Linked DNA regions of Homo sapiens: region 2 is linked to region 1. Evidence: read pairs that join two places in POLR2A ChIA-PET (ENCODE). Cell type or tissue: MCF 10A. All regions are shown on one strand. Links, peaks and the distances in the headings refer to the core of each region. The heading gives the core; the rest is flanking DNA. Region 1 overlaps PALLD (palladin, cytoskeletal associated protein). Region 2 overlaps PALLD (palladin, cytoskeletal associated protein).

The links. ChIA-PET counts read pairs that join two places held together with the same protein. Peaks named below come from ENCODE experiments on the same cell type or tissue, not always from the same donor. Only the 100,000 strongest peaks of a DNase experiment are listed, where the experiment ranks them.
Region 2: POLR2A ChIA-PET joins it to region 1 with 5 read pairs; 4 of 35 experiments call an interaction of 5 or more read pairs at or near these places.

The regions. Positions count from the first base shown.
Region 1 is chr4:168,712,831-168,724,302 of GRCh38, reverse strand. The region is part of intron 10 of PALLD (palladin, cytoskeletal associated protein); the gene reads right to left. Among named protein-coding and RNA genes, the nearest start is that of PALLD-AS1, 70 kb to the right of the region's middle. In MCF 10A, for the core only: no CTCF peak of the experiment used is centred there; a DNase peak (open chromatin) is centred at 6,242.
Region 2 is chr4:168,597,672-168,609,143 of GRCh38, reverse strand. The region is part of intron 2 of PALLD (palladin, cytoskeletal associated protein); the gene reads right to left. All of the region lies in intron 1 of LOC124900807 (a long non-coding RNA gene), which reads left to right. It also overlaps the pseudogene BTF3L4P4. Among named protein-coding and RNA genes, the nearest start is that of PALLD-AS1, 45 kb to the left of the region's middle. In MCF 10A, for the core only: no CTCF peak of the experiment used is centred there; DNase peaks (open chromatin) are centred at 3,553 and 4,393.

The DNA of each region.
Region 1 (11,472 bases), core at 4,683-7,182:
CAACCTAATGTATTTCAGCCTGTAGTAGACAAAAATAAATTCTCTAGTAGTAAAAGTTGTAAACATAAAATGAAATTAAGCAAATATGAATTAGAGAGTCATTAGTTGAGAACAATCATTTTAAAATACACAAATGAGGAATTGGGCTTGTTCAATAAAAACCCAATTCAACACGAGGTCAAGAGATCAAGACCATCCTGGTCAACGTGGTGAAACCCTGTCTCTACTAGAAATACAAAAAAATTAGCTGGGCACGGTGGCACGTGCCTGTAATCCCAGCTATTCGGGAGGCTGAGGCAGGAGAATTGCTTGAACCTCGCAGGCAGAGGTTGCAGTGAGCTGACATCACACCACTGCACTCCAGCCTGGCAACAGAGTGAGACTCCACCAGAAAAAAAAAAAAAAAAAAAAGCCCAACTCAAAGTCGTACTTAGAGGTTAGTAACCACAAAATGGATCATGGTGCTACCACGTAACTAAAATAAATAGGAGGCTAAAAAGTAAGTAGTAATTATATTGGAAATGGCTCTATTTCCTTCCAACTGCAAGTAATCTTAGTCACTCTTCATGAAATAGCAGCAAGTGATCCTCAGGACGATGCTTTTGCTTCTCAGCATCAGATGGTACAGAGTAGTGTGCTCTAGCACAACACAGTAGGAATGCTGACACAGAATTTCTGTATCTGCTCTAGCATCCAGAGGTTCGTAGTGCAAAACTCTGCACTATAGCTTTCTTCCTCCTCATCTTCCTTCTCCAATTCTCCCTTGAATCCCTTTTCTAGATCTCTTCTATTGCCTATGGGATTCCTTGGCTGTTTCTAACCAAACTCTGCTTCCTCAAACCTTTTCCTTAGAAATGCTTTGTCTTAACTGAAGTCTGGCTGTCCCTGATGATGTCTCCAGCCTCCTCAGTATCCTTCTGAGCAAGGAGGGTTCTGCAGGGTCCTTGTTTCCCAAGGCAACTCTCAGAAGAGTTTTGCCATCACTACGAAATATCTGTTCCTCTTTTGAAGTTGGTGCACTCCACCTACAGTCATTCTGTCTTCCCTGCTTGTCACCAACAACCTTGGTCATTTCCTCACTTTTCTCAGTGACTTTACTATTTAGCATTTGGTTTTCTGCCATCACTGTTGGCCACCATCCATGTTAATGTTCCTTCTAACATCCTGGCTTCATGGTTCCCTGACCACTTCCTCTGCTCCTGCGACCTTAACTTCCACTTAAACTATCCACTCGAACAGATGCATCTTACATTCTTTTATCACTTGGAAAGAGTTTAAGTTTTTTAAACTTTCAGAATCCTCTCTTTGATCACAACCACTGCTCCCTCTCCATATTTTCTCATCTGACACTCCCCATTTTCATTCTTGGTATAACTTCCATTTTCTTGATTCCTTTCTCTTTTCCCCTCAAGCCTTAATCTTGTTGAATCTGTTTCCTTTTCTGAACCTACACACGGCTTGGCTGATAATCTCAGTAATGTTTCTCAAGGATCATCTAATTAAATACCATAACATCCCACTGTGCCAGTACTGCCAAAGACATATGTCCTGTTTCTACCTTCACAGTGCTCATTATTGCTGAAATAAAGTCATGAAACCATGCTCACTGAATTGAATGTGGGTTTACACTCTTGAAATTCAAATGGGTTCTCTTGATTGCCAGGAAATATACACATTCCTTTTTTGGTATTCTTTCTCTCTCTTAGTTCTCCACCCTTTTCGTGCTTTGTAATATTACCCACAGTTACCACAACTGTCTTTCCTCTTTCAGCAGATGCCTTCATCGCATACTTTCCTGACATTATTGTTATTTGAATTGGAATCTTAGTCTTGCCTTCATTGCATCTTTTCTCCTTCACCATTGTCTCTGAGGGTAAAGTTTTCATCCTACTTTCTGTGGAAGGCCTTGTATGGATTATACTGTAAATGTTGGTCTTTAAAGTATTTGGTTTACTTTTAACTTTAAAATTGGCCAGGTGTGGTGGCTCACGTCTCATAATCTCAACACTTTGAGAGGCCAAGGCAGGCAGATTGCTTGAGACCTGGCTGGGCAACAATGGCAAAACTCCATCTCTACAAAAAATAAAAAAAATAGCTGGGTGTGGTGTTGTGCACTTGTAGTCCCAGCTACTTGGGAGGCTGAGGCAGGAGGATCACCTGAGCCCAGGGAGGTCAAGGTTGCAATGAGCTGTGACAGACCACTGCACTCCAGCCTGGGTGGCAGAGTGAGACCCTGGCTTGAAAATACATACATACATATATACATAAATAGCTTATTCATATCATATTCATTTAAACACCTGAGATGTACAATTAAAGGGATAAGAGTTTTGTTTGGTGGGGGCAGGTGTTGTTGGAAAACAGTGTTTGTGGAGGAGTAAAGTTATTTTGGAATATAGGACATTTTCTGGGGAAGGATTCCTAGGAAGAGTTCTAAAAATCCAGATGGAATCCTGAAGGTCATTGGTTTCTAGAAGGAGATCCCACACGGGAGGTGAGAACATTCAGTGCCAGAGCATTCCACTTCTGAATGTGCTCAAAATTAAGCTTACTTAGCAAGCAACTATTATTTAACAAGAAGCATCCATGATGAACAGTCAAATGAACTGAAGTTTAATGGAGGAAGGAGGATGGAAGAGAAAGGATCAAAAGTACCTATTTATTTTAAAATAATACTTTGTAATTATAAAAGCATTATGTCAAAAAGTTGGAAAATCAGGAATAGTTAATGAGAAGATATAATCTGCCCAAATTTCCAGCACTCAAAGAACCACTGGTTACACTTTGGTGTATTTTCTTCTAATATATAATATACATTTTAGTTGGTTAAAGTGTATTATTTTTTATTTTTTCATAAAATTGACATTAAGTTACATATATCATTTTGTCTATTTTCACTTAACACTATATTGTTCATATTTTCCATCAAATTCATAGCTTTATCTATGAGCATATTGTTCATATGTGGCTCCATCTTATCTCTGAGCTTAGCCACTCCCCCTTTTAAAATAAAAGGTCTCTACCCAGTAGGGATGACTATTTTCACCTTACTTTGTAATTACTAAAAGAGCTCTCCTACGCACTTAGGTAAAATGAAGATATGTTGAAGAAATATTGTTATCATCATGTATTCCTTCATGTAAAACACCTAATATTTGAAATGGACATATGGTATTTCTTATGGATGATTGAGTGCCACTTCAAACACAGATAGGGTATCTGCAAGTATTTCCAATTATATTTCAGACATCAAATAAAACTCCTAATCATAAAAATAGAACTCAGCTTTCTTCTGGAAATGTAATTAAACATTACATTCACCAAGAGACTGGCACAGCAAAGCACAATTAGCCTAATATCTAAGAATGTGGCACTGTGTCAGAGCCAGTATTTACATTAAAAAATCATGAGGATGAATGCACCTAAATGTTATTACTTAGTTAAAAAAGTTTTATACTTCAGGAAGCTCCTTGATTGGACTTCTCATTTTCAGGGAAGGGTTGTTTGCAAAGTGATCCAAGACCAACACTGCTAATGCAAATACCTTCACATGAATGAGTTTATAGGATATGCCTTTCTCTTAAGACAAGATTTATGGAACAATCGGGTATCTAAGACTGGGAGTGAGAGAAAGGAGGAAGAGAAATGCAAATGCAAAGTCATCATCACATTGTATTTATGAAGAGTTCATACCCGCATAGCCACGTACTGCAGAATTAGGACCCGTGACTACTCCTATGTTCCTTATCAACCTCCAATGTGTTTGGTGACTCAGAGTGTGTGTATAATTTTATAACAACAAACTGAAAAAAATGGTTTTCTGCTCTATCTTCCCTAATATTTTGAAGACCCCTCTGGTCCACACTTTATGCTTTTGCCATTACTAAATTGCTTTGTTATTTGACTAGCCTTCGAGGATAATGAAAATCACTTAACCAGAAACAAAAGCTGGTGCATATTAAATCTTCAGAATCAAAAACTGAATGATGTATCTTTCAAACATTAAAGTGGGAAGAGAAGGCATTTGGGTTGCACTGAATCTAATTTAGGGATTGGCCATTCTTCTACAAAATTTGTATGATGCTGAAAGATGTGCAGCATTTTGTGTATATGTGTATGCATCTGCACGTTCTTGCCAAAATCATCGTAGAGATAACCAGGTTATAGATTATTCAAAGGTACTGCTCTTGTCTCTTTCATCTTTGTGTTTTCAGCACCCCACATTACCCAGCATTTTGCAGATGTTCAACTAACAGTGAGGGGATGAATGGTGTTCTACTATTCAGAACAGCACAGACATGGAATCAACCTAATGCCCATCAATGGTAGACTGGATAAAGAAAATGTGGTACATATACACAATGGAATACTATGCAGCCATATAAAGGAACAAGATCATGTCTTTCCCAGCAACATGGACAAAGTTGGAGGCCATGATCCTAAGCAAACTAACACAGGAACAGAAAAACAAATACCACATATTCTTACTCAGAAGTGACAGCTTAACAACAAGAACACATGGAAACTAGGAGGGGAACAGCAGACACCAAGGCCTGCTTGAGGGTGGAGAGCGGGAGGAGGGAGAGGATCAGAAAAATTATCTATTGGGTACTATGCTTATTGCCCAGGTGACAAAATTATCTGTACACCAAACCCCTGTGACAGGCAAATATATAACTAACGTACACATGTATCCCCGAACCTAAAATACAAGTAAGAAAAACTTTTTTAAATAATACTTTTGGCTGGGCATGGTGGCTCACACCTGTAATCCTAGCACTTGAGGAGGCCAAGGCGGGCAGATCACCTGAGGTGAGGAGTTCAAGACCAGCCTGGCCAACATGGTGAAACCTCGTCTCTACTAAAAGTACAAAAAAATTAGCCAGGCAAGGTGGCGGGTGCCTGTAATTCCAGCTACTTGGGAGGCTGAGGCAGGAGAATCACTTGAACCCAGGAGGCGGAGGTTGCAGTGAGCCGAGATTGTGTCATTGCACTCCAGCCTGGGTGACAGAGCGAGAATTTTTCTCAAAAAAAAAAAAAAAAAAAAAAAGAAGATTACTTTTGATAATTACTTAGGTCATTGAAACTTAGACTGGTGGCTGGGAGCAGTGGCTCACGCCTGTAATCCCAGCACTTTGGGAGGACAAGACGGGTGGGTCACGAGGTCGGGAGTTTGAGACCAGCCTGACCAACATGGTGAAACCCCGTCTCTACTAAAAATACAAAAATTAGCCAGGTGTTGTGGTACACGTCCATAATTCCAGCTACTCAGGAGGCTGAGGCAGGAGAATTACTTGAACCCAGGAGGCGGAGGTTGCAGAGAACTGAGGTCATGCCACTGCACTCCAGCCTGGGCAACAGAGCGAGACTCCGTCTCAAAAAAAAAAAAAAAAATTAGATTGGCAACAATAGAGAAAGGAATTATCAATCATTTCTACAATAAATATATACAATCACTTAAAAATAAGACTTTTTAATTACTCACATGAAACATCTCTAAAATCTACTGCTAAATAGAAAAGGCATGGTGCAGAACAGTATATGTGGTGGGTAGGCACTTGTCTAAAAATAAAAGAAAAAATACACATTTTATATATACGTATATATTTGCTTGATAGGCATGTAAACAATCTCTGGCAGGATACACAAGACAGTGACAACTGGTTACTGAGTCCGAGAGGCAGACTTTTCAGTGCATATATTTCTTTATACTTTTAACTGTGTGATTGTATTACCTAGAAAAAACAAATTTAAGTTGAAAAGAAATGAAAGTAATGGCTAGCTAACTGAACATACATGAAATTCCATGGAAATTACGGATGATTTAAGTCTACAGGTTGCAGACATGTAAAAAATTAGAAATATTGGTTAAGAAAAAAAAGTGTGCTAGATTTTAAAATACTTTTATGTACATTCAATGATTACATTTCCTTGACCCTTTGTTAGTTATTTTGTCCCAACTTGTTTTTGCTTACCTTGTCTTTGTCCTTTTTGTTTTTATTTTGCTTTGCTTTTCAATCAACCAGGTAAGGTTTATACAAGAACAGAACCTAAGAAACCATTTGTATACTAATGTCAAACAGTAATATAGTGAGATCTTGAACCCTAACTAGTAGAGGTTGAAGGACGGGATAATGTTCAACTTTGTAAGTTCTATTGCCAAAGCCACACGTTGGAGTTGAAGCTGCAGTCCAACATAAACAGGACAGGAAGGGAGTAGCACAGAAGCTCTTGGCCCTTCACCACAAGTCTGGCATCTGATGGGGTGTTAACATGTCAAGTACACACACCTTGAAATAGCAGTGTGATTGCACTGTGGCCAACTGACATTGCAAGTATGTACTAGAGAGTGAAAATGTCCTCCTAGTCCTTCCGAATGTCTCATTTTTCATAATGTTTTAAATTAAGATGCTAATCAAATGAGAACACAGAAGAAATGAGGAAGGAGTTGAAAGTGTTCCCAAATTAAGTAACTTGGACAAACTTTTCTAATGTAATTCTATCCCATGAGATTCTTATTTAATTCTTCATACTCATTTGGTTTACAAGATAAATGATGTCAGTTGGAAAAGTACTGTAATGTGGGAAAACTCTGGAGTTGATGGGGTTTGAAAATAGAAGTCCTATGGTATATCTAGGTGAAAGGCAGATCAGCCAGGCATGGTGGCTCACACCTGATATCCCAGCACTTTGGGAGGCCGAGGTGGGTGCATCACCTGAGGTCAGGAGTTCGAGACCAGCCTGGCCAATATGGTGAAACCCGGTCTCTACTAAAAGTACAAAAATTAGCCAGGGGTGGTGGCACGTGCCTGTAATCCCAGCTACTCGGGAGGCTGAGGCAGGAGAATGACTTGCACCCAGGATGTGGAGGTTGCAGTGAGCCAAGATCACATCATTGCTCCATTGCTCTCCAGCCTAGGTGACAAAGCAAAACTTCATCTCAAAAAAAAACAAAAAAACAAAAAAAGAACGTTAGGCAGATCAAATGGGGGTTGCTCTAAAGGTGGGAGATCTTTCTTTTCCTCTTTTTTGTTCTGCTTTTGCTTCATTCATTCAAAAAACATCGTTGAGCATCTACTATTTGTCAGGCCCTGTTCTAGGGTCCTAGTGAAAGAGCAATGAAATAAGACAGTCAGGGTTCCCATTCTCAGGAAGCTACATTATAATATTGGAGGCAGGGAGCAATTAAAAAAAACAAAAAGCAAGTAACTGTCGGAAATAATTATGTGGTATGCGATAATTAATGAGGATGAGTTATTGGAACATGGCTGGGTGGCTGCTTTAGACTGGGTGGTCAGGGAAGTGGTGACATTAAGCTGAGATTTGAAAGACAAGTAAGAGCCAGCCATAAGAGGCAGAACATTCTGGGGAGTGGAACATTCCAGGCAAGGGAACAACTTGTACTTCAATTTGTGTCTAGGAGTGTGGAGGAAACCCATCAGGAATTTCCAAATATGGAAAACCTCACTAATAAAGAGAATGATAAAGGCTGCTATTTCCTTCTCTTCTATCTCTCAAACACATCATCTCATGAAATGATATTTTCCTGATTTTGTGCAGTGCTTATTATTGCTTATTAAGATGTACTTTACTTTGTTAGCCTAGAACTGGACTGAGGTGATGCTAACAATCCCTAACAGCTCAATATGAATGATTTTATAGGCTATGTCTTTCTCTGGAGACAGGATTTGCAGAACAATAGGGTATCAAAGGGTGGGAGTGAGAGAAAGGAAGAGAAAAGCAAAGGTTGTAAAATGCAGTAATTTTGAAAAGGTTGATTCAGCCTGAAATCGTTTTACTCTTTTAAGATAGAAAATCATAATACTGTTTCTTCTTTAGAGACTGGGGTAAGAGCAAGTAGTAAGAGTAGGAGCAAGGGGAGCTGTTGATTTAGCATGTAAACACTTAACAATCATTTCATTATTATTTTCCCAGGCAAAAGGACACAGACTTTCACGGTAATGCACATATTTTTGGCACTAGAGTAACAAATAAGCATCATTTTATCTGCTGATCTGTCCCAGGGTAAGAACTTGCCCATCGCATCACCCTTCAGTAACCTCCCTTTGGAGTTCTCATTTTGCTCGTCTACAGGCTTAGAGTCCTACCTTTCTCCCACAAGACAAAGGAAGAAGATAAAAAAGGAAGTAACAAAGGGGATTTGAAAACAGCATATTGTTATTTATATATTGTTGGATCTGCCGTAGGAGGTGAGCTCAGTGGAAAAACATGACCATGCCTTTCTATATGCTTGGCAAATCGCCTACCACATTTTGCCATTCACAGGTTTCCCTTCAGAGCTTATTCCTAGGGGGATTCCATGCATGTCTATGGTTTTGACTTTTTTTTTTTTGAGATGGAGTGTCGCTCTGTCACCCAGGGTGGAGGGCAGTGGCGCTATCTCGGCTCACTGCAGGCTCCGCCCTCCGGGTTCACGCCATTCTCCTGCCTCAGCCTCCCGAGTAGCTGGGACTACAGGCACCTGCCACCACGCCCGGCTAATTTTTTGTATCTTTAGAAGAGATGGGGTTTCACTGTGTTAGCCAGGATGGTCTCGATCTCCTGACCTCGTGATCCGCCCACCTTGGCCTTCCAAAGTACTGGGATTACAGGGGTGAGCCACCGCGCCCTGGCTGAAGGACCGTTTTTTTGGTAGGAATAAAGAGAAGCAGAGATTTTTCACAGTGAGCCCTACCTTTATTTTGATCTTCAAATATCATTTGTAATGAGAGGGCAGCAAGGAACCAAGGAAAAGAATAGTGTATAAGTTAGGTTTACGCTCATTCCCTCCTTTTTCCTCCTGTTAAGATTATGACTTAAGCATTGTGTTGCTTCTTTCATGATGTGATTGAAGATTGTGAGTGTCAGCCACTGAGTTGCAGAAATAATGCTATTAATTTTTTCTTGTGCAGCGTTTAAGCACACTTCGCAGTCCCACAGCGGGTGGTAAGGCGTTGCACAAATCCTGTGTGCAGGTCATCTGGGACTCACCAAATGGCCTACATTTAACTATCTTCTGCTTACACTTGAGGGAGAGTGTTAGAAACAAAGGGAGATGTAGGAGCTGAAGTGGATGCGTCCACGATACTAAGCCAGGAACCCCCACTTTATGAGAGGTACCACAGACTGGGCCAGGAACCCTCACTTTATGAGAGGTACCACAGACTGAGCCAGGAACCCCTACTTTATGAGAGGTATCATAGACTGGACCAGGAACCCCTACTTTATGAGCGGTACCACAGACTCGGCTGGAGGTCTGGGATGGCTGTGAGTCTATAGGTGACGACTTCTGTTGGACAGTACAGGGTGGGGGCTGGGCCTAGTTAGAGAAAAGAGCTCATGGCCCTTCCAGGTTTTTGTTTCATTCTTGAATTTTTTTTTTCTTTTCCCGCAATCAGTATTGGAGCTATTCAAGAGAGAAAAAAAATGCAGTTTTCTTTTTTTTTTTGAAAATGATCTTCTTTCCCCCAGACATCTGACACATCAGACACCATTTTCAGATTAATTCATTGTGAGAGTAAATATTTTAGTTCCTATTACTTGCGCCCTCCGAATTGTTTCCTATTAGTTTGTTTACAAATGATGGAGATGCACAAACTGCCATAACGCCACCAAATATAAGCCTTTCCTTTTGTGAAAGAAAATCAAATCATAAACCGATGAAAAGAAGATTTGAGCAAACCATAGTTTTTCATTGCTGACCACACGAGGCAAATAAAATCTCATATTTTCCCACAATGTATGAAAAGAAAAAAATGAATGTGTAAGAATTTCACTTGGCAGTTACCTATAGTCATTCATTATCAATAACTCAGATGCTGTTCTACATTATTTGTAGATGTCATTCAATAGTATTTCTCTATCAATAATACAACTTTGAGAACACTGAACAAACCATTTTTTAGAAAAGGTTGTGATAATACAGAATATCACACCTTTGAGAGGGGTGGAAATGGGGAAGCAAAGAGCACTTTGAAAACTGAACAAACACTGAAAGAAAACTTTGAAAACACTGCAAAAACCTTTTTTAGAAAAGGCTCTGATAATACACCATACCACAACTTTCAGAGGGCTGGGTTGGAAGAAGGGAAGCAGAGAGTATAAACTTTAATAGCCTCTGTGTTGTTTGAATTGTCACATCAAGCATCCACTGATTTTGTAATAAAACAAAATCCAATAACATATTCTAAATCATAAGAAAATTTAAAAATATATATTTAAAAAGTATCATCACATATTATTTTCTACCTAGTTAAATGGCAGGTAAATATGCAACACGAAAAAACAAAAATCAAGTGATTCCCTAAGAATATGTTTAAACATACGAAGATTTGAAAAAAAAAAAAAAAAAAAAAAAAAACAATGGGAAAACCTAGTACAAGTAAATGTTGTTTCTAAGCTGTTGGGTTTTGTGGTTAGGTGTTCTGCTTTTTCCCTTAAATTTCCTCATGAAGGGAGAGTAACCTATTTATTTGGGCCTCATACATTTAAGTCCATTTTTTCTGCATCTTATTTTATATTTTATCTTATATTTATATTTATATATTTATATATATTCATATTTTATCTCACTCACAAGCAAATCCTGATGTTCTTTAAACTTGTGCTTAAGCTGTCATCCTCTTAATGAACGCGAAGTTGTTTTGTCTACATTCTGTAGATATTACCCCCTTGCCATATACATTAACCTGGCTGCAAAGCAGAGCTAAAAGCTGCAGAGCTGTTGAAACTCCTGAGATAAGACGGGCTGTAGATGCCTCTTAACAGCTCCTCGTATTTGCTCTCCTGTGATTTACATCCAATTTATGATACCCATTAGAGTAGATAGACTTTACTTAATCAAGACCACAGTCAAGTCCTAGTCATTCAACACATTTGCCCTTTCTCTCCCTGGAGAGCAGGTCCCTTGTTTCATTAAAAGCACTGCAAATACATATTCAAAATGCAAAGATGAAAGAAGTCAGCAGTGGCAATTAATTTTATGGGTTGCTGCTACAAGAGCATAAATCTCTTTTAAGGACACCATTTTTTAGCTCATTATACCTGTTCAGCCTCTGAATGGAGATGGCGCATAGGTATTAAATGTTCACCAGCACCTTTCACACTATTGTGTACAAGCTTAGTGAGTAGCCCTACTGTCTTAAAAGAGAGCCAGAACACAATGCAAAATTAAGTAGAGGGTAGCAATATATCGATTTTTGAAACTGCAACCCAAGATTGTCCAGAAGTCTGGTTTTATATAATTGTTAGCCCATTTCTTAACTTAAGGTATTCTTTTGACTGCTTTTGTTATTTGATTAGTCTAATGTTGTTCATGAAATCACTCAGTAAACAATAAAGTGATGTACAAAGGTAAGGTGTTATTCTAATTCAAATATCTTTTAAATTCTAACATTTCTAACAAATGAACTGATCACAGAGAGAAAAGAGTAGGCTAGTCAATGCTAGGGAAATAAAGAATAACCCCTAAAG
Region 2 (11,472 bases), core at 3,200-5,699, 110 kb after region 1:
GCTAATATGTATCTTGACCCGAGCCACAGCGTCTGAATAAAGGAAGTTTGAGTCCTGCTGCTGAAATTCAGGACAACTCCAGATCACCCAATTTTATGGAGAGGTAATGCTCTTAAGGCCTTGGAGATAATTCTACTCAGCTCAGCAGGATACAGGAAGGAAGCGGGGTGTGTGTGTGTTGAAACATGAACTGGAAGAAACTCTGGGTGCCTCAGGGGGATGTCCCCTTCTTTGTGGAAAACTGCAATGATTCCAGTGAGACAAAACTTGGTAAGGCAAAAAAAAAAAAAAAATAGTTATAGCTTTCCGCCTTCCTCATCTTCTATTATCCTATGCCTGTTTCACTGATCTGAGTGGTAGTAGAAAAAAAATGACAGATACTAAAAAATGCCAGAGTGATTCATAGAAGTTAGGGTATAGAAAAATCCAAACAAATGAAAAACCAAAATAGCAGCAGCAACAACAACAGCAGCAGCAATAACAACAAACAGCCCTGGATATCAGAGATGGATTAAGAGAAAAGACAGTTTGTGGGGAGGAAGAAGAGAAATATCTAATGAGGCTTTCTAAAGAGGTCTTGATACATGTTACATGATGTAGTAATTCCTCTTCTAGCCGCTTCAAGAAACTTCAATGAACGCTTACATTATGTATTGCAAGAATTTTGGATATGGATTCATGTTTCTTTGGGAAGTGATGTCATACTGATGTAGGTCATGAAGTCTCAGTCTCATGAAGACCAACACTATAATATGTCCTGAAAATTTTATCATTTAAAAGGAGACTAAAACCGTCTTGAGATGCAAATGGGGGGCTCATTGGATGAGCTCATTGGCAGGGCTTGCTATGAGCAGGCTTCAGATTCATGCCTCTGAGAAACGGCAGACCACTTTAGTTATAAAGCATGGAGTTACTCACAGGAATGGGCTCCTATTTATCTGCTCAAGCATCTCTCTTTCTGCACCACATATTTATAGGTTGCCAGCGCTGCTCCCAATGCGACCCTGCTCTACAGCCACAGCGATTGTTTAACTAAACAGGTGGACCAACCAAGGTCTCTTCTTTGGAATTGTAAAAACGGGACCTACTGAACAAGAGCCAGCTCTTTAAGTGGTGGGACCTATAAAATGCAAACTTGTGAGCAGCTGGTAGCCATATTTCCAGCCCCTTGGACTGCAGGAACAGAGTAAGATTGGCAGCAAAGACAGGGAGGCAGAGGGCAGAATCCCAACAGTGTAGAGTGCCTTGTTACCATTTGTTTCTGAGGCCTGGTTTCTGAACCCTGTCTTTCATTTCTCTTACCCTAATAATACTCTTTTATTTTTGCTTATGCTAGCTCAGGTGGATTTTCTTTTCCTTGCAGCCAATTTTTTTTTTTCCAGAAAACACTCACAAATAATTAGCATTATAGAGGAACAGAATAACAGCATGACAGCCTCAACTACTTGGCTATCAAATTACCTTAGTTCTGTGGTCTCCAACAAATTACTTCAACTTTCTCTTTCCTCAATTGTTAAATGGAGATCAAGTTTGTTGAAATAATCAAAAGTGCCAATAACACAGGTAAAGCACTCAGAACAGTGTCTGGCTCTCAATAAATATTATCTGTTATAAGTATTATGGATATATAACTATCAAAGCCTGGAATACAAGGGTCCGCTGTAGTTGATTATTCAATTCTTACAGAAAAAAAGCTCACACCGAGTGCCAAAATTACATGAGTCGACAAAATTACATGAGTCAGAACAGTAATCAATCAGTTACACCTCCGGTCACTGTGTGTTTTGTACTTCCCAGTTCCCTCTGTCATTGTTTGTTTTTTAATAAACTACATTAAGTGTGGTGGGAATGAAAGGGGAGACAGGCAGATGCTCCAAAGAATATGAGGGAGGGAATCTGCTTTCATTATCATTCTAAATTTATTTCCGCAGATATGACTTATCATCTGCACTGTCTCTTCTTCCTTTCACTCCCTCCTTTGTACCATTCATATCATACCTTTTCTCAACTTCCTTGCAAGCACCTATATATAATGTTCCCCTGTCAACTCCCATCCCCATCTCCCAGCCCCCGTGCCTTTTGTATCTTAGGTTCTTAGCATAGGTTAGTGAAACACATACAAAATATGATTTTACCTTTCTCCCTCATCTTAAAGAAAAATGGCCGGCCTATCTTGCATCTTGTTTACATCTTAAATTTTGGAACTCAATGTTATGAGCAAGAGAAAATCTCAGCTTGTGCCTCAAGATGGCTCCTCTGATCTCAGGAAGGCCTAGGGGCCATGTGGGTTTTGCTGGCCCTCAGTGTATTCATGGGTGTTCCCACCCCAGGCTCTGAAGATGATGGCAGTAGGGATTCAAAGGGGACACTAGACTGCTGGGGTGTTCAGCCACCAAGCTCTTGTCTTTTTCGAGAACATGTAGTTTATATGAGGAAACTGACTCTGAGAAAGCTTGATCTTTTTTTTTTTTTTTTTTTTTGAGACGGAGTCTCGCTCTGTCCCCCAGGCTGGAGTGCAGTGGGCTCACTGCAAGCTCCGCCTCCCAGGTTCAAGCCATTCTCCTGCCTCAGCCTCCCGAGTAGCTGGGATTACAGGTGACCGTTACCATGCCCAGCTAATTTTTTGTATTTTTAGTAGAGACGGGGTTTCACCGTGTTAGCCAGGATGGTCTCGATCTCCTGACCTCGTGATCCACCCTCCTCGGCCTCCCAAAGTGCTGGGATTACAGGCCTGAGCCACCACGCCTGGCCAGGAAGCTTAATCTTAAGTGAAGGGCACTGCTTCAACTCCAGCTGACGCGGGGCAAGTAGGGCATAGCTGAGCTGTTGTCCTGGGTGGCGAGGGTCTGAAAGCAGCAGCCACCACTGGCACTAAAATAAATTACAGGCACAAAGAGGAAAGTAACAACAACAACAACAATAAAGTGTCCAAAAATCACACGTAAGGATGCTCAACTTCCCTGATAATCAAAGAGACACAAACTAAAACAACCATAAGTTTCTGTTTTTGCCTCCCATACTAGTAAAGATTAAAACAACTTCTAATTCACTTTACAGGCAAGGACACAGAGAAAGAGGACTACTTATAGGAATATAAGTTAATACAAGCCTTACAGAAGGTACTTTAGCAATGATTGTAGAAATTTAAAATATAGATGCCCTTTAATGAAAAAAAGAGATTTCTAGAAATTTGCCCTAAAAAAAAATTGGGCAAACTCTTAAAAAAAAGGATAAAAATCTATATTGACATTGGCGTAGCCCAAGTCTGCAAACCAAAATACAAGCAGTGAATTCTTCTGGTGGCAAGAATTCCTTCAATATATAATATCTTTTACACTACTTACAAATTTTTGTGAGAAGAAAACCATTTTATGTCTATTTATTTTTGGGGACTACTGGTAGAGGTGATAGCATGGGTGGTAGCAGCTACAGAGACTGGGTAGAACAAACATGCTAGCCGCTGGTCCGCAGATGCACCAAGCCCAGTGTGTCCAGACAGCTCTGCAGAGCCCACGTTCAGTCCAGGCTCCCCTGCCCAGTCTGTGAGTCATTCCCTGGATCCTGCTGACCAACATTGATCACAGTCCTCACATTTCCTTGCTTCAACATGGGCCTGTCTTCTAATGTCTTATGTGCTGGTCCCAAACAGCCAGCTGTATGGCAGTCATTGGTGGGGGCATTTTTTTCATGCTTAATTCTTTGAGATTTTTGGATCACTCATTGGAGACTAGATACTCAGTAGCTGGACATGAACATAACAGCAGTTTTTGGAGGCTTTTGACTTTATTTAGAATCACCTAGAAAACTTTTCACAAATACAGAAGTTCTATCCCTAGAGATTCTATCTAGTTGGTCCAGGGTGGGGTCTAGGCATCGGTATTTTTTTTTTTAATCCCCCAAATGAATTTAATGGGCAGCCAGGCTTGAGAACCACTGCTCCAGGGGCTGAAAACATAGGATCCAAGTCAGAGCACCAGGAGATTGATTAATTGGTTAGAATGACTTGAAGTGACCACCAGAAACATCACATTTGGAGCTCAGTTAATTACCCCCTTGATCACACTCTGCACCAGAGGGGCAGTTTATATTTGATATTCCAAAGAAGGTATCAGAGTACAAAGACTTCGACAAACACAAAACAAAAAAGCAAACTTGCTTTGTGGCGTTTTTCCTTTCTCCAGTTAACCAAAGTGGTAGCTGGAAGATCAAATATCCTTTGACCAATGTAATAGTATATCTTAACTCGCAGAAACAATAGAGCTTTACAGAAAACTCTATCAGTTGAGAACTTTGTTTCTTACCCTCTATTTAACACACTGAATAGGACTGAGTCTGCCAGGCATTCTCTCAGAAGCTCATTAGGTCTGTGTCGGAATTTTGGATGAGTCACCACCAGTGGCATTGTTAGGTAGCGAGCATTTCCCCAGTGGGATCCTTTCCAGTCACTGACAGCAGGAATTCTCAGAGACATGCACTTTATGTAACTTTCTTGCTATTAAATCCCATGCACTATTAATATTCATATTGCAACATAACAAACTTAAGCTTTATAGACATATGCTCTTTGTGTCTTCCAAATTCTCTGTATGCCTTAATCAAGCGTTGTTAGTCTGGTAATGTAACTATGCTCTATTTGTTATGTCTAGAGATGTTCAAATTCAGGCACTGTTATATCATTTTTGCAGATTGTTTGGCCGATTGTTAAACTGGCCATGTTACGTGTTCCATGTATGAGATTTTATGAGATTTTTCTGGGTGTTGTGTGTTTCATAGATAAATTGAGACATTTCCTTTGGTTAGGTACATTTCTTTCTTAAAGCAGAACTGAGAAACATAAAGATAATGGATATCTGGTTTACTCTTGGCCCCTATAGCTGTCCTTGATCCAGAGGAAAATTTGGCTTGTAATGAATTTCAAGTGTCTTTTTGTCCTTCTTGGTTTGTATAACACTACTGATGTTACTGTCTAACCTCTCAGCTTCTACAGAATTTGTCAGGCCTGTTTATTTTCTTTCCCTTCTTGTTTCTCACTGCAGCTCTCATGAATTACTTTCCTAAGGGAGAGTTTTCAGAGTTATTTTCAATTACTACACGAGAAGAAGCCTAATAATGTAGAATAGTTTTTTCCAGATTATGTTTCACGATTAATACCATGAGATATTTCTGGATATAAAAGGGATTTATACTCAAGTATGTTTGGGAAATGCTGCAGACTATCTTTCTACTTGGAGATTGATGAAGCACATTTGTGTATATCCATTCACTGAGATGTCTGCAATTTTTTAAAAAGAACTGTTTAATTTTTGTTTCATCCAAAATTTTCCAAACCACTTTTACTATGGAACCTTTTTGCATCCTGTGAACCTTTTGGGAAATATGGAAAGAATACACGAGTTCAAATTTTACCAGCTGTGTAACATTGGGCACAACGCTTAATTTTTTTGAACCTTACTTGCCTCATTTTTAACGAAGAGAATGACACCTATCCCTACCACCTTGCAAAAATGCATTGTAGCCTGAGGGCTACTATGAAAATAACAAGAAACATCCCCAACAAAACATAATGAACACATTTAAGCAGCTGTGCCTAACATAGAACAAGCTGTACTTTTCTGAATTTTGAAAAATAGGTCTTTCCTGAAGTTATTAAATGGTAATAAAATGTCATTGATAAAATTATACATTCATAATTAACTGGACACATTTTCATCTGTATAACATTTGATTACTCTTCTGCAAGTCTACTAAGGAGCATATCAACAGTCTTAAAGTACTTTATGATATAAAGTTTACAATATAAAGATTTTTAGATGAACAAAAAACTGCTGTATGTTTTCTCAGAAAAATAAATCCTGAGATACTTTTAATTATAACTTAGATCAAGAATATTTAAGTGGTCTATTAAAATGTTGATAAACACTGGAAGTTTTGATGGCAATGGGTTGCTTAGGATCTTTAAAAAATTCTCCATTGCCAGTCCTTAAATTAGAGATAAATATGTATTTGATAGAAACAATTTATATTTAGAGTGGTTAATCCATGACTGGGGTATCACTGCATAGTTTTAATACATTCAGGGCCAGGTATGATGGCTCACATTATAATCCCAGCACTTTGGGAGGCCAAGGTGGGAGGCTCGCTTGAGCTCAGGGGTTTAAGACCATACTGGGCAACAAAGCAAGACCTTTTCTCTGCAATTTTTTTTTTTTTAATTAGCTGGGCATGGTGGTGCCTGCTGCAGTCCCACCTACTCAGGAGGCTGAGGTGGGAGGATTGCTTGAGCCTGGGAGGTCGAGGCTGCAGTGAGCCATGATCATGCCACTGCACTCCAGCCTGAGTGACAGAGTGAGACCTTGTCTTTTTCTCTCTGTATATATTCAAGTTGGTATGTTTCTTTCCAAAGCCGCCCTCCAGGAACCATGTTTTTCTGCAGTTCTGTGGATACTAACAGTCCCTTACTTTTAAGGTAATTTATATTTTAGTTTTCCTTATAACATCTGAAATGGCTAAAATGGAGTCTGGAAATGAGTAGAGCAAAGCCAAACTTATCATACGCTGAGCAACAGAGCTAGAGTTCAGCCTGCTGAACACGGGCAAATCCCACTGTGCCTTCATACCTGGCAATATTTCTGCATGGCTTCATCTAATTAATGGAACTTTGCTCAGAGTTCACGTATGGAGTCTTTTGTATTCCCTGCTTCTCTGGGTTCCCTAGATCTGAACACATTTCTCTTTTGGCAGTTGTCACACTGGGTGATATTTGTTGATTTACCTGTTAACCATATCCCTGTACTCGAAGTCCTGGAATTCAGAGTCTATGTCTCAATCAGTGTTTGTTTCTAGTGTTTAACCCTTAGTAGGCATTCAACAAATGGTGGAATGGCTGGGTGAATAAGTGGTCTCCAAAGTGCCTGCCTGGCGAGTACATAACTCTCTTTTGACAGATATCTGTCCATTTCCAAATCTCACCCTGAAGGGTTTTTGACGCTTAGTTGCCATGCTTTGGACCTTGTGACCCTGCACTCTTGCCCTGACTGGCCAGACCAACTGTCTGACTCAAACATTAATATCTGCAGACTCACCGGAGTCACAAGAGTGCTCTATGCTGGATGGTGGTTGCCCGGCCCCATTATCCCCTCCTGTCTTGGTTAGATTGAGTGGTTAGAAAGTAGAGAGGCTCTGGAAGTTGGCCCTTAGAAGGCAGAAGTTATGCCATGAAACACCAAATAGAGGGAAGGTAGATAAGAGGTAGGAGGAAATACTGAAGGGATAGAAAAGTAGAGATGAGGGGTCATGAGCTCATTAATAAACTCGTGCTTTTGGATCTCGAAGAGCTACCCTTGGCCCCTGGAGCCCCTGAAATATTCTTTTCCAGCAAGGAATGAATTCCCATTTCTCCAAATCAAGCTGTGCAATTGCTGAGATTTTGCTTTCTTTGATATCTCCTGTGTCCTTGCATTCAACTTCTGTTATTTAAGCTAACCTGGGCATGTTAGATTATCAGACAACTTATTTTTATTCTTTTTTTTAATACAGATCAGGAAGCGGAGGGTTGGATCTATTCAGAGAGAGGAATGGAGTTTGATTTGGCTTTGTGCATGTGAATTTTCTCTAGAGTAAGCCCAAAGTCCTAAGGCAGGTTTGTCAATGTGGTCCTGAATCAGGATTGTGTGTGGCTGGTGGTGACGGTGGTAGTGGTGGAGGGTGGTTCTCTCTAACAGGCTATTCATGGCATTCTACGCATTGAAGTTTATGAATCATTGCTTTCTGATGACATACAAATTGAGCTAATGCCTTGAGGTCTTCTGGACCAAAGGTGACCAAAATGACCATAATGAGTCTTATTCACCTGGGGGCCATTTGTGCACAAGCTGTTCTCTAAAACAAGGCATTCAGTCTCCCGGGATGTGAGAGATGCCTCTTTCCCTCTATGTGCAATCTAATGTGCCTATAGATAGATTTTTTTACTGAATTAACAAATTTCTTAAAAAGCTAGGAATTTTGGACCTATGTTACAACTAGCTAAGATTTTTTTTTTTAAAGAAGAGCCTAAGGCAAATCCAAACTTGCAGAAGAAAAAACACTGAGACACAAGGAAATAGCAATAAATCATTGATTTCTTAATATCCTTGCATCATTTAGAATATTATGCTAAAGACAGCTCACTGGCAAGCCTGGACGTTCCCCTCTCTCCCCAGGCAAAGTTGACATTGCACCATAGATATCACAGCCGTCTTTAGGAGTTACCTTTTTCTTTTTAAGGAAGACACTCTTGCAAGTATTCTAGAGTACTCCCATCATTCTCTCCTGAGATGACTAGAAGTCTTTTAGTCTCTTGTGCCCTGTTGGTAACTGCTTGCAGTCTAGACTTTCTTTGCATCCTCTCTTTAATCATGATGCTGCCCCCCAATATAAAACTATTCTGATTTTTGAACAAAATATACTAAAATGGTTCTGATTACTCAATCATCATTATATTTAATTATGTTAAGGCATTATTTAAGAAATCCTGAGAAATTCTGGGTTCATGTTTTTCCTAAAGTTCTGGTCACAGATTGTGATTAAAATAGAGGAATAAAAAACAAGACCTCACCTAAAAGCTAAAAATGGTATATATGATTTGCAAGCAGGGGTTCTCAAATATTTTCATTTATTTATTGCTTTAAAAAGATGAGTTTAAAGAGGGAAAGTAATTTAAGCATGAGAAGTCATAGAAATTGATTTGAGCAGCAGCTATAATTTTTTATTATGAAAGTAAAACATTTTGCTTAAAAGGGGGAGAGGAATAGAGTAAAAATAGACAAATTTTTATAAGTAGAAGTCCTCTGTCCTTTTAGTCTAATCCCCAAAAATAGCCACTAGGAATGGTAGAACATGTAACTGTTGAAAAATCTGTATAAATATAATATGTAAACTAAATTGTGGCCAAACTATTAATACACACACACGCACACCGTTTATATATGTATACACACACAAACACAGTTTATATAGTGTATATGTATATATGTGTGTATACACATGTATGTATATATATGTGTGCATACACATGCATGTATATATGTGTGTGTATACACATGTATGTATATATGTGTGTATACACATGTATGTATGTGTGTGTACACACATGTATGTATATACGTGTGTGTATACACATGTATGTATATATGTGTGTGTATACAATACACACATATTTGAAAAAGTCTAAAACAGTGCATGTGTATATATATGTGTGTGTGTGTGATATACACACACATGCACTGTTTTAAACTACTTTTTCAAATTGAAATACAACTTGGATAAATTTCATGGTTACATACATAGAAAGATTTAACTTATTCTTTTTATTTTATTTTAAAAATTTCTATAGACACAGGTTCTGGCTATGTTGCCCAGTCAGGAGTGCAATGGCTATTCACTGATGCAGTCACAGTGTACTACAACCTTGAACTCATGGCCTCAAATGATCCTCCTGCCTCAGCCTCCAGTAGCTAGGACTACAGGTGTGTGTCACCATGCCTGGCTAACTTGCTCTTTTTAATAACTACATAGCATATTATATTGTTGATATCCATTATTACTTGCACTATTCTCCCACTTACGGCATTTCCATTTTTTCATCTGTTACAAACAATGCTTCATTGAATATTTTTGTACAAAATGTTTTGTTTGTCTGTGACAGTCTATCTGTAACAGTGAATTAGTAGAAGTGGAAGTGTTGGATCCAAGGATGTTTAATTCTAAATTTTGGTACATGCTGCCAACTTGTCCTTCAAATAGATGATTAGAATTTTGACTTTCACCTTAAGGGTGTACTGAGGAATATTTATAGTAAGCCAATTTATTGTGAACCTCAAATCTTACTTGTATGGTCTTCTTCCAAGGCCCTGCATGAGCCCTTAAAATATGTAGACATTTCTAATGTTTTTGTAAAATTAGCAAAAGTAAGACATTTCAACCACAATTGGTTATGACTACCATCTCTTAACTCTGAATTCTTCACTGTTACACCCCTTACTTGCCACATGGAGTTGGAGTGGCTATTCGCTATTTTGGGGATCAGGCTTGGAGAAGTTGAGTTGGGATATGTTATTTTAACAGAATTTTATAAAGACCTTTTAGAAAGTTTCAATATAATAAGGAATTACAGACCCTTGATGTTGACATATAGGAAGAATATGTTTTTGGTCATCTTTAAAATTATTTATTAAAGAAATAAAATTCAGATTAAAAGTCAGTGAAATATGAAACCAAGGCAATAAAAATGTGTGGTGGGATCTATGGAATTATTTTGATATACAGAAGTGAATTGTGATTTTGCTGTTGCTGTATGCTGGTGTTGGAGGACCCTCCCTGCTTTGGATTTACCAACAGTGTGAATCAAGAAAGTTAGCCAAACTTCAGGCTCAGGTCCAGATAGGAGGCAAGGGTACAGCTTGCAAAACAAAGGTGGAACCTAGAGAGTTACAGCAGATGACAGAAAGCTTCAGAGTTCCGTAACTAAACTGGCTGTGAATAATATAGCTGGTATTAAAGAGGTGAACATGATTGAAGATGGGACAGTTTTTCATTTCAACGATCCCAAAGTCTAACCTCTGTCTGCCCCCTCTCTGTTAACATCTTTGCAATTACCTCTCTCTGCTCCTCTCTCTAGTTCTTCTCTCTCTGCTAACACCTTTGCAGTTACCAGTCATGCAGAAGCCAAACCAATCACAGAAATGTTTCCTGGAATATTAAGTCAGCTTGGTGCTGACAGCTTAACAAGTCTCAGGAAGTTAGCCAAACAGTTCCCATGGCAAGTCTTGAATAGCAAAGCACCAAACCCAGAAGACAATGATGAGGAGGAGGATGTTTCAGATCTTGTAGAATATTTTGGTGAGGCATCAAAGAATGAAGCTAACTAAATTTTTTTCTGGTGTTTGGAGGCTGGCATGGACTAGATTTAACAAATAAGCCAGTGGTTCCAAAGTTTTACAGATACAGGGTGTATTGCCTATTGCTATTCAATAATATAAATATTATACATATTTTTAAAAAAGAAGTGCATTGTTAAAAAAATTCACTCTGAAAAGCAGTAATTTATTAAAAGGATATACATTTTTTCTTATAGGGGTAGTAAATAGGCTCTTGGATTATTTGATAATCATGTTTATAAAGAAGAGCAAATCATATAAATACATGAAAATGATGAAGTTCTTATTGATTTGACAGAAATATTGGCATGGACAATAATGTAAAGCTCATAACACACCACTGTGACAAGCACATCAACTACAAAGAAGTGCCATCAATTGAAATGGTCTTTAACATTGATATGGTTACATAGCAACCAACTTGAAATTCCCTGAAATATTACAGATCATATATGAAATAAATGTTTTAGAGTTTTTTTCAAATTTATCAGCTATCCTAAAAATTTATAAGATATTTCCAATAAGTTGTGAAACTAAAAGAAACTTTTTCAAATATCAA